3 separate regions of the Homo sapiens genome follow, and all the other regions are linked to region 2. Evidence: chromatin contacts called from ENCODE Hi-C or POLR2A ChIA-PET data. All regions are on one chromosome and are shown on one strand. Each heading gives the region's core, a stretch centred on a gene start or an enhancer-like site at or near the end of the contact. The rest is flanking DNA. Distances are from core to core; before and after follow the strand shown.

The links. A loop is a pair of places that touch in the nucleus more often than their neighbours do. ChIA-PET counts read pairs that join two places held with the same protein, here RNA polymerase II (POLR2A). Pooled maps may share reads with other maps.
Region 1: a map of mammary epithelial cell shows a loop between it and region 2 (10-fold over the local background). The contact joins the promoter of TEX26-AS2 here to the promoter of LINC00398 in region 2. A Hi-C loop is called at or near these places in 3 of 168 maps with a recorded cell type or tissue (IMR-90, ascending aorta and mammary epithelial cell) and 7 of 50 pooled maps. POLR2A ChIA-PET finds 5 or more read pairs at or near these places in 1 of 52 experiments (BJ).
Region 3: a loop to region 2 is called in a map of CD14-positive monocyte, with 4 times the contacts of the local background. The contact joins the enhancer-like site here to the promoter of LINC00398 in region 2. A Hi-C loop is called at or near these places in 84 of 168 maps with a recorded cell type or tissue (A673, B cell, CD14-positive monocyte and 52 more), 36 of 37 single-sample maps with no recorded cell type and 45 of 50 pooled maps. POLR2A ChIA-PET finds 5 or more read pairs at or near these places in 11 of 52 experiments (A673, AG04450, GM12878 and 7 more).

The regions. Positions count from the first base shown.
Region 1 is chr13:30,975,908-30,979,531 of GRCh38, reverse strand. TEX26-AS2 (TEX26 antisense RNA 2) reads left to right here and starts at 1,892. Exons shown (of 3, transcript XR_941820.3): 1 at 1,892-1,972.
Region 2 is chr13:30,801,660-30,805,227 of GRCh38, reverse strand. It overlaps LINC00398 (long intergenic non-protein coding RNA 398), which reads right to left and starts at 2,022. Exons shown (of 2, transcript NR_047012.1): 1 at 1,636-2,022. RefSeq lists a silencer at 2,128-2,247.
Region 3 is chr13:30,660,938-30,664,371 of GRCh38, reverse strand. No RefSeq gene overlaps it. Among named protein-coding and RNA genes, the nearest start is that of TRN-GTT2-4, 11 kb to the left of the region's middle. Within about 2 kb of position 2,138, at least 5 of the 41 ENCODE cell types and tissues checked have a DNase peak (open chromatin) inside an H3K27ac peak, as active enhancers do; they include B cell, CD14-positive monocyte and OCI-LY7, where a contact is called at or near this core.

The sequences.
Region 1 (3,624 bases), core at 643-3,142, 170 kb before region 2:
GAGGCTACAGCAGCCCAAAATGCAGCTGTGGATCGGAGCCTTCCTGTGCTCTTGGGAGAAACGGGAACAGGCAGGATCTGCCTTCCGAGGTGCAGTTGCAGCTGCCTCATTCGCGGCTGCAGACCTGGGCCTCCTGCTCCAGGAAGCAGGCAGAAGCTGGGGACAAGTGGGAGTCCTGCCTCTTCTGAGTTGGTGGGGCGGGAGCTCCTGGGTGCAGCTGCACTGCCCTCCCAGGCACAGGACCTGGGCATCTCTGTAGCCTACACCCTCGAGTGCCCCAGGAAGGACCCCTGTCCCTGCAGGCTTAGGGGTGTCTGCTCCCAGTGCCTGGCCTCTCCTCCCAAGGCCCGCTCCAATCTCCCAGCGGGGTTGGGGGCCAAGTCCCAGCGGGAGGCTGACAGAATCCTGGGTAGAAGGAAGAGGGTCCCCAGTAAGGGCCCACCCTCAGGCCAGGGAGAGCCTGAAGACTAGGGGCTGGGCTGCCAGTCCCGTGAACTGGAGTAGGGACTCATGGGCCTGGAAGAGTCCAGGCCCACCCATGGCCGCCCATGGACCAACTGGCATACATTTCCTTCCTTCTGAGGTCCATAAAAGCCCTGGGCTCAACCAGAGCAGGGCAGAAGATGGCCAGAAGACAAAGAGAGCAGAGAGATGATGGGACTGGATGACCAGCTGCAGAGAAGAGTACCCTGTCCACTGAGAGCCTCAGAGATGACCTGCCAGCAGAAGGGAGCTACCCACTCCTCTGAGTTGCTCTAACACTAAATAAAACTCTTCTTCACTCTTCACTTGTGTACCTCACTCTTCCTGGATGCAGGACAAGAATTTGGGCAAAGGTGCTGTGGCCACAGGGGTTCCCGGCAAGAAAAAAATCAACACCCCAGAAATCGCCTACCAAGGGTAAGTTTTTCAGGAAAGAAAAAAGAGAATTAAAGAGCCATCGGGGGATATCACAAGAAAAAAAAAATGGCAGGATTAGTAACTGTTGAAAAACTACTATCTTACAAATATAATAATAGAGATTCTAGTGCCATGTAATTAACTCATGCCAGGTCCATGACTGATCTGGGTTTGCCGATCTTCTCTGAGAATGAACCAGGTTAAAGCACTCACAGCTTCTAGCACATTAAAATAAGCAGTGGCTACTGGCCTCATGAGAATCTTTAAAGTGTTCAATGTTTAAAACACCCTTGCCATTTTTAAGATACAAGAGAACCTCAACCACACTCTTACTTTAAAATGCAATTGCTTTTTTTTTTTTTTTTTTTTTTTTTTTGAGACGGAGTCTCGCTCTGTCGCCCAGGCCGGACTGCGGACTGCAGTGGCGCAATCTCGGCTCACTGCAAGCTCCGCTTCCCGGGTGCAATTGCTTTTTAAACACACATTTGTTGACGGTGGTAGAATTTAATATTTTTGAGAAAGAACTGATTCTACAAAGCTTTTTCTCATTTTGAGGGTCCCAGGAATGTTGCATCTAAATAAATGCTGTGCCTGTACCAGTCAGCTATTGCTACATTGGCCTCTGGCATGCAGCAAAGAGCATTTATTTCTCATTCACAGTTTGTGAGTCATTGGGGCAGGTCAGCTGGGGTGACTCATTTTTCTCCTGGGACCAGTGAGCAGCCCAGGTTTATTTCTTCTAACAACCCATTAGCCAAAGAAAGCCACATGGCTGTGCTCACATACAAGGTCAGGGGAAATACATTCCATCTTTAGTGGGAGGCACTGCAAGGTTACATGGCCAGGGGTGTGGATACAGAGAGAGATGAAGAATTGGGGCCAATAATTCACTTTACCACCGTCCCTAAAGCAAAAGTCTGTCGAAGATGACATCTCAATACTGTATTTACAAGTAGAACATCTTGCTCTAGAGTGATGTCACTGACAAGTTCTAGAACCCTGTAGGTAAGAGGACTTTTTGTGTCCAGACAGATGGCAATACTCATCCGTATGTTGTCTGCCCCAGGGCAAGGTAGGTGATGCTGGCTTTTCTTAGCTACCCTACCTCCAGAATACCAAAATGATCTCCAAAGAAGTAATCAGGGTTTGAGGGGAGGAGGAGAGCATTGAACAGGTGGTGCATAGAGAATTTTTGGGGCAGTGAAACTATCCTGTGTGATACTGTAATTGTGGATACATGGCACTATGCTTTTGTCATAACCCATAGAACTTTATAGCACAAAGAGTGAACCTCAATGTATGTGAATTTTTAAAAAATCATTTGGGAGGTCAGGGATACCATTTGGGATGCCCAAGGTGTAGAGATACATTAAAAACTTAAGATGCATGCACAGACACGTCTGCAGTCGTGAAAAACTCAAGTCCTACACAAAACTTTGCTACCAAAATTTGAAGAAGAAGAAGACGAATAGTATAAAAACAACATTCATGGGTGATCCACAACTTGAATCAATAGAAATTTATTGACTGTTGTGAAATAAAGTTACATAGAATACAAGAGTCTATGCTAACAGAAATACAATGGCACTCACACCATGATCCGACTCTTGCTTCCTTGATCTCTTTTTGCGTGACTTTTCCCTGTCCCCGGCCAACTCACTATGTATGTGTCAACCACTCCACCTTCTTCCAGTTCCTAGAACACCAAAATCATTCCTATCTTGAGGCCCTTGCCTTGCTGTTCTCTAAGCCTGGAAAGGTCTTGTCCCATCTCTCCATGTGGCTGGCTCCTTCTCCTCTTGAAGTTTCATTTCAAATAGGAGCCTCTTGGTGCCTCCCTCTAGAATCGAAGCTCCATTACTGTCTTTCACTAGTGCATTATCCCCATCCCCTAAAGCCCTGCTTGGCACGTAGGAGGTGCTCAATAAATATTTGTGGACCAAAGGGGCTACTCATTTATTAATATTTGGCTCAAGGCCCTGATGGAGTATGGACCTCTGCTTTGGAATGGATGCTGTGAGGACAGTCAGGAAGTCCCACACTGCACACACTAAACCAAGAGAGAGTCCACGTAAAGCTCCTGGGTGGCCACTGCAACAGTCTTAAGCACTCTAAGAAAGGCATAAAAGCAGATTAATGCTCAAGTATTGACCCACATCTGCAAAGGACGTTGGGGCAGGGAGACGCTTAGCTGATAAATAGAAAACTACCCCTGTCTAAAGCAGGGATGGTTGGGATATGACTGCCTTGATGCAAAACAGGAGCAGGAAATAGGACAGGCCCAAACAAGGGCTCAAAAAAGAAAGAAAGAAAGAAAGAAAGCCAAAGCGGCAATAACAACAACAAACTCTTGCTGCTGGTGGGAAACCTACAGGGCAAGCTCCTTCTCCACATGAGCCCTGCTGGCAGTTGTTTGTATGTGTGTGTGTGTGTGTGTGCATGCACACGCGTAAGAGCACATGCAGGGGATGTAGTGAAAAGCACAGTGTGAAATGAGGAAATAAAGGATATCTTCTCAGTCAGTAGCCATGGGAAGAACCGGGAAGTACAAGGTCCTGAGAGCACAGAGATGATGGAATTTTTATATATTGGGAGAGGAACCCAAATCTAGTAATGACAATGTGTGATAAAAACTACTAGTATGATGAAAAACAGTATATTTCCAAAACTAACATTAGAGGGGAAAATGAAGAAAATCAGTAAAACTAAAAAGAACAAACAGCA
Region 2 (3,568 bases), core at 773-3,272:
TTCTGTGCATCAGTTTTTTTGAGAGTAAAATGAGATAATAATAGGAGCTAGCACATGAGGCTGTATGTGGATTAAATCAATTAATATAAGTGAGTGCTGAAAACAGCCCCTGGTGTGTGTGTGTGTGTGTGTGTGTGTGTGTGTGTGTGTGTGTGTGTGTGTGCTGTGTGTCTGCTGTCGTACATCCTAAATACGACTTCTCATTCCTGCACAATCTTGTTTTGTTAGCTCCTTCTCCACCTGTCAGTGAAGAACATCTAACACCTGAAACCCTTGCCAATTATTTTGGAAAGAGACTTTCTGGAGGAGGTCAGCCAATGCCACTTTCCAGCTGTTGTATCTTCTTTCCATCCAGCTGGACATTGCTAGATGATATCTGCTGCTTGCAAAGGTGCTGGGAGGCCTTGCTTCCAGGGCTTGGTGGGCACCATGTTACCCAGAGGAGACGGTGCCCAGCCAGCCTCTGCCACATGGGTGACTGGGCACCACCCCTGCTGCTGATGCCACTGGCACTCCCCAGGCAGAGGCAGCTCTGTTCTCTGAAGCCCTCATTGTGCCAGAGCCATATGGGGCCACCGCCGGCCACCTGCCTGCAGGGCCTGACATAGCACTTGAGGGAATTGGCTTTTGGTTTTTCCCACAGAATCCATGAACTCATGGGAGGCTGCGCTGTGAGTCAGAAATGAGAATTAACCCTCCTCTCCATTGCCGGAAGCCCTGTTATTATCCCCCAGCCCCATCTTCCTCATTCCCCGACTTCGCCTCCTCCCCACCTCCTTCAGTCAGAAGTCCTCAACCCGACTCCCTGTGAAGGCCCGTGGGATGGCCTTGGGGGACCTGCACTCTAACACTGGACATGTGCAAATCCTGGGAAGATGCTTACAGTTATCAGCATCCTCTCAAAAGAGGTTCATCACCTGAAAAAGTCAAGGACACTGGCTTCTATAGGATGAGCCAACCAGTTAGGTTGCATCCTCCGGGAAAGGCTCCCAGATAGAGTTATGTGTGCAGAGGGGCTATAGCTGAGTAACTCCTGTGGAGGGGCCAGGGGAGAAGTAAGCCAGCCCCACAGAGAGCTCTGGAGCACAGACCACCCAGGAGAGGAATCCCGTGGTGGGCAGAAATGCCAGGCCTTTGGGCCACTGCCTTGCTCTTATGTGGGCCTGGGCCAGCCCAAGGAGGGCACAGTCCTTTTTGAAAGCTGAAGCTTAGTCTGACGAGCTGTGAGTGGACAGCTGTCAGTAGCCACGCTCCTTGTAGCTGGGCCTGGAATCCTTCCTGGAAGGGGAGTGCGGTGCCTGCTGCATGGCCCTGGGCAGCTGCTGTGCACAGCTGCTGGCGGACCCTCACCAAGGTCCATCAGACCTGCCAAGGCAAACCTGAATCCTATATGTGACTCCATCTAAGCCAAGCTGGGACTCTTCCACTCTTAACTTGGAAAATGTGCATTCCCAGCTGCTAGGTCCTGAACTTGACCTGGGGAAGAGAACGACAAGGCCATGCTTGGGCAGGAGAAGCTAGGTGTAGGCAAGGGAATCTTTACCTTATGAATGGGTTGTATACATGTTGCTTGTTGTTTAGAGAGTGGAATACATTTTGTCCTGGAAATCCTACTATAAATGGGGGGATGCGTACCTGGGCCTTCTTGCAAAAGCCTGTTAAATTCCTAATGATGTTGAAATGGTGGGAAGGGTCATCCAGGGAGGACCTCCACGCCCGCCCATCTCCTCTGGGTTGCCCGGGCAATCCTGCAGGAGCCGAGGCTGGACGCAGCTGACCCCAACAGACAGGAGAAACAAGCCAGCACCACCGGAGAGAACCAGGCTGAAAGGGTGACCCAGGGCTTCCGTGGCCTAGAATGAGAGAGACATCGCATGGCGCAAGGTTCCAAGTAGGGTTCGCGGCGGGGAGGGCCCCTGCCGCAAAGGGACTCAGTGTTGTGCGAGGGAGGTGAAGTCGCTTCTTGATCAGCCGTATTTCTTGCCTACACTTGACACCGTCACCAGCCCAGGCGCCTTTCCGGTCACCCTCACGGAAAGGCTCATCCACGCTGGAAGGAGGGAACCTCCTCGTTAACCTCTAGCATGCCGGTGCCTGCCACCCCAGGGCGCGGGAGCCCGCAGGAGCAGGCGTGTGGACGTCCTGAGAGCTGCCACTAGATGGCGCGTCTGCCCTGCCTACTCAGGAGCCCCGCTCAGGGCACCGGGTGCGGGAGCCCGGCTAATTGCCCTCTAATGAGAAGGCTGCTCCCAAAGTGCCCTCCTCGCAGGGAAAGCCCCAGGCTCCTATCAAAGGGAATGGCTTATTTATCCTCTAACGTGAAGAAACTTCCACACAGCATCAATTAAACACATTAAATGTGACCAGAGTGAGAAAACATCTAAAGGATAGAATATTGAATTGTTGCCACTGACAAATATCAAACCACCCATTCTGGTCTCGGTGGCGTGTACAGTTGACCTTGAACAACACAGGTTTGAACTGTGTGTGTCCAGTTAGAGGTGGACCTTCTTCTGCCTCTGCCACCCCTGAGAAGCGGGACCAACCCCTCCTCTTCCTCCTCCTCCTCAGCCTACTCAGAAGACCACAAGGCTGAAGGCCTTCATGGCGATCCACTTCCACTTAATGAGTAGTCGATATACTTTCTCTTCCTTATGATTTTTTAAATAACAATTTCTTTTCTTTAGCTTACTTTATTGTAAGAATATAGTATATAATACATTAACATACAAAATATGTGTGAATCGACTATTTATGTTATCAATAAGGCTTCCAGTCAACAGTAGGCTATTAGTAGTTCAGTTTGGGGGAGTCAAAAGTTGTATATAGATTTTAAACTGTGTGGGGATTGGCACCCCTAAAGCCTTCATTACTCAAGAGTCAACTGTAGGTGGGCCCTGGGAAGGTTCTCAATTTTTTTTTTTTTTTGAGACAGAGTCTGTTTCTGTCACACAGGCTGGAGTGCGGTGGTATGATTTCAGTTCACTGCAACTTCCGCTTCCAGGATTCAAGCAATTCTCCTGCCTCAGCCTCCGAGAAGCTGTGACTACAGGTGCGTGCCACCATGCCCGGATAATTTTTGTATTTTTAGTGGAGACGGGGTTTCGCCATGTTGGCCAGGCTCGTCTCAAACTCCTGACCTCAAGTGATTCACCAGCCTTGGCCTCCCAAAGTGCTGGAATTAAAGGTGTGAGCCACTGTGCCTGGACGGTTCTCAAATTTTCTGAGATCAGATGGAGTCTGCCCCTCCACCTGGCAGGCTGAAGGCTGGGGCTTGCAGAGATGTGGTGTCTGTTACCCCAGACACTGCAGGTGACCTTGCCTCTTACTAACTTTTCTTATCAGTACCATTTGGACCCTCACACTCATGAGGATGTGGGTGATAATGTGGAGGTTAAATAATATGGTCACTGATGATATTTTCTATACTGTCTGTTTGCAGGGCAGAGTCTTACAGATCTGGACCACAGCAGACCTGAATCAAATAAGAATATGCCCAGATATGGGGTATTCGGGAGCAGATTATGAAACAAGGAAACTGAAGTCCTAAGCAGATCCACAGTTCCAA
Region 3 (3,434 bases), core at 889-3,388, 140 kb after region 2:
AACATGATCCACACATTCCTAATTCCCAAACGGCTATCTCCAGGGTGTCCCTCTCCGCTGAGCTCCAGTGTTGCAGATCTATCTTCCTATTAAATCATCTCCACTCGAAAGTCTAATAGGAATCTCACACTTAACACACTCCTAATGGGATTATCTTATCCCCTTTAAATTCTTTCCTTCCCAAATCTGACCCATCTCAGGAAATGGCACAATTGCTCAGTCAATAAAACCTGGAGTTCATTTTGACTCCTCTTCTACCTCACAGCCAATGCACATATCGTGTTGGCTCTACTTTTGAAATCCAACAGTAATCCAACTACTCTTGAACACCTCCAGTTACCACCCTAAACTCCAAGGAGATTGTAATAGACTAGGACTCCTATTCAGACCATCTGTAGACAGTCTCCCCACTTCAGTGATCCTTTTAAAACCCAGATCAGATCATGTTACCCTCTTGCCTGAAACTTTCCTGAGGTTATCTATTATTCTCAGCTTAAACAAAGTCCTCACTATGGCCTACAAAGCCATATGAGATCTGGTGTCTGCTAGCCTCTTTACTCATGTCCTAACTCTCCTTCACTGATCACTCTGCTCAACCACACTGGCCTCTTGCTTATCCTCAGTCATGCTGCTGTGGTCTCAATGTTTGTGTCCCCCCAAAATTAGTGAAGTCTAAATCCCCAATCCAACAGTACTAAGAGATGGGGCCACTGGAGAGACGGTTGAGGGCTCTGTGCCCCTCTTATGCCATGTGAGGACAGTGAGAGAACCAGCCATGAAGCAGAGCAGCTTTCACCAGAATGTGCTGATACCTTGATCTTGGACTTCCCAGCTTCTAGAACTATAAGCAATACACTTCTATTATTTATACATTTTACCCAGTCTAAGGTATTTTGTTATAGCAGCCCAAACAGACCAGACACATGCCTAGCACTCACTCTTCATGACTTTTGTTCTCCTGGAACGCTCTTCCTGCAATCACATGGCGAGCTCCCTAACTTTATTGAAGCCTCTTCTCAAACATCACCCACCTCCAAGAAACCTTCCAAGTCTACCTGGTCTAAAATACTTCTCCCTCTCATCCACTCCTCTTCTCCATAGCATTTAGTGCCATCTGACATAAGAATCAGTCCTCGGCCGGGCGCGGTGGCTCACGCCTGTAATCCCAGCACTTTGAGAGGCTGAGGTGGGTGGATTGCCTGAGGTCAGGAGTTCGAGGCTAGCCTGGCCAACATGGTGAAACCCCGTCTGTACTAAAAATACAAAAATTAGCCGGGCATGGTGGTGCAAGCCTGTAATCCCAGCTATTCGGGAGGCTGAGGCAGGAGAATCGCTTGAACCCGGGAGGTGGAGGCTGAACCCGGGAGGCGGAGGTTGCAGTGAGCCGAGATCATGCCATTGCACTCCAGCCTAGGCTACAAGAGTGAAACTCCATCTCCAAAAAAAAAAAGAATCAGTCCTCATTACTCACAGATTCCGTATTTGTGAATTCATTTACTTGCTAAAATTAATTTGTAACCCTAAAAATCAATGCTTTCAGTGCTTCTTGTGGTTATTCGTGGACATGCATGCACAGAACAGAGAAAAATTTGAGTCACAGGACGTGCACATTTCCAGCTGAGGTCAAACAAGTCAATACTCCACCTTCCTCTTTCAGTTCACACTGTAAACAAGTGTATTTTTGGGGGACTAGTGTCTTTGTTATTGTTCCTTTTTTTTTTTTTTTGAGACGCAGTCTCGCTCTGTCGCCCAGGCTGGAGTGCAGTGGCGCAATCTCGGCTCACTTCAAGCTCCGCCTCCCAGGTTCACACCATTCTCTTGCCTCAGCCTCCCGAGTAGCTGGGACTACAGGCGCCTGCCACCTCGCCCGGCTAATTCTTTGTATTTTTAGTAGAGACGGGGTTTCACCGTGTTAGCCAGGATGGTCTTGATCTCCTGACCTCGTGATCCGCCCGCCTCGGCCTCCCTAAGTGATGGGATTACAGGCGTGAGCCACCTTGCCCAGCCTATTGTTGCATTTTTTTGTGCTTTTTGTTGATTTCACTGTTTAAAACGTCCTCAAGTGCAGTGCTGAAGTGCCGTCTAGTGTTCCTAAGCACAGAAAGCTATGATGTGCCTTATGGAGAACACCATGTGTCAGATAAGCTTCGTTCAGGCTGAGTTACAGTGCTGTTGGCCATGTTAATGTAAAGAATCAACCATATAGATCAAATAACATGTCTTTAAACAGAAACAGAAAAGGTTATATAGTGATTGTTTGACAAAAATCTCATGACCACAGGCTAGCAGGAACCTATTTCCCCTAGGAACAGTATTTCAGTTTATACTAATTCAGTGTTCAAGGCAACTTTATTGACCATAACTACTACAAATGACATGAATCAACTGCATGTATCTCCTATTACTACCTAACATTATATATTGATCTCCATGTTTGGAAGGCAAACTCAAAAGGAGCAAGGATTTCCTTCTAGTGTGCTGCCTTATCTCAGGCTGATAACAGTGCTTGGTCCTTAGCAGTAATCTAGAAATATTTGTTGAAAAGATAATTAGTACAAGCAAAGGATAAGCAATTCTTAAACCCACCCCCGCCTCCACCAAAAAAAAAACAAAACAACAACTCAAGTGGACAATAGTTATAGAAAATGTTCAGGCTCACTAGTAATCTTGGAGCACCCAGGATTGGTTCCCCCCTTCCTCCCAATACTACTACCTAGTGTTGGCGAGGGCCCAGGGAAGTCAGTCATGCAATCACCAAAAAACCTTAAATGTGCATTTCCTTTGACCAAGCAACTCCACTCCTGGAAAACAAAACTTGGATCCATGCAAAAATTTATCAACAAGGCTAACTGCTGCAATTAACAATGGCAAGACAGTATAAATCACCTCAGAATCTTAAAACAGTGAAACAATGTTTATCCATTAAAACAGATACAATAGGATCTCACGTTTATTTAAAATCTATATGCATAAAATAGGAAAATGTTTGTAGTCACTAAGTATTAAAATGCATGGTCAAAAATCTTTTTTTTTGGTATTTTCCTAGTTTTTCCTTGACAATATGCACTACTTTTGTCAGAAAAAAAATAAAACAACACAGAAGCTTAGGAGTAAATCTGACAAATAGATTATGAAGTACTGAGTCCCTAGCAAATAATTTTACTGCAAGGACACTGGCTGCCAGCCTTAAACCTCAGTAAGTACTGCTGTTAACTCAAATCTCTACGGCAGTGGTGCTGTTTGGGCATCCTACTTTAAATGAAGCCTGAGGAGTGGAACATATATTGATAAGCTCAGCACTCAACTGCTGTAATAGCCACTCTACTCAATCTCAGCTCCACAACTGAATGAGTACAGTCTCCTTATCTGTAAGATGTGATAAAAGTATCTCACGCACAGGAATGTTGAGGTCTAAATGAAATAACATCTATCTC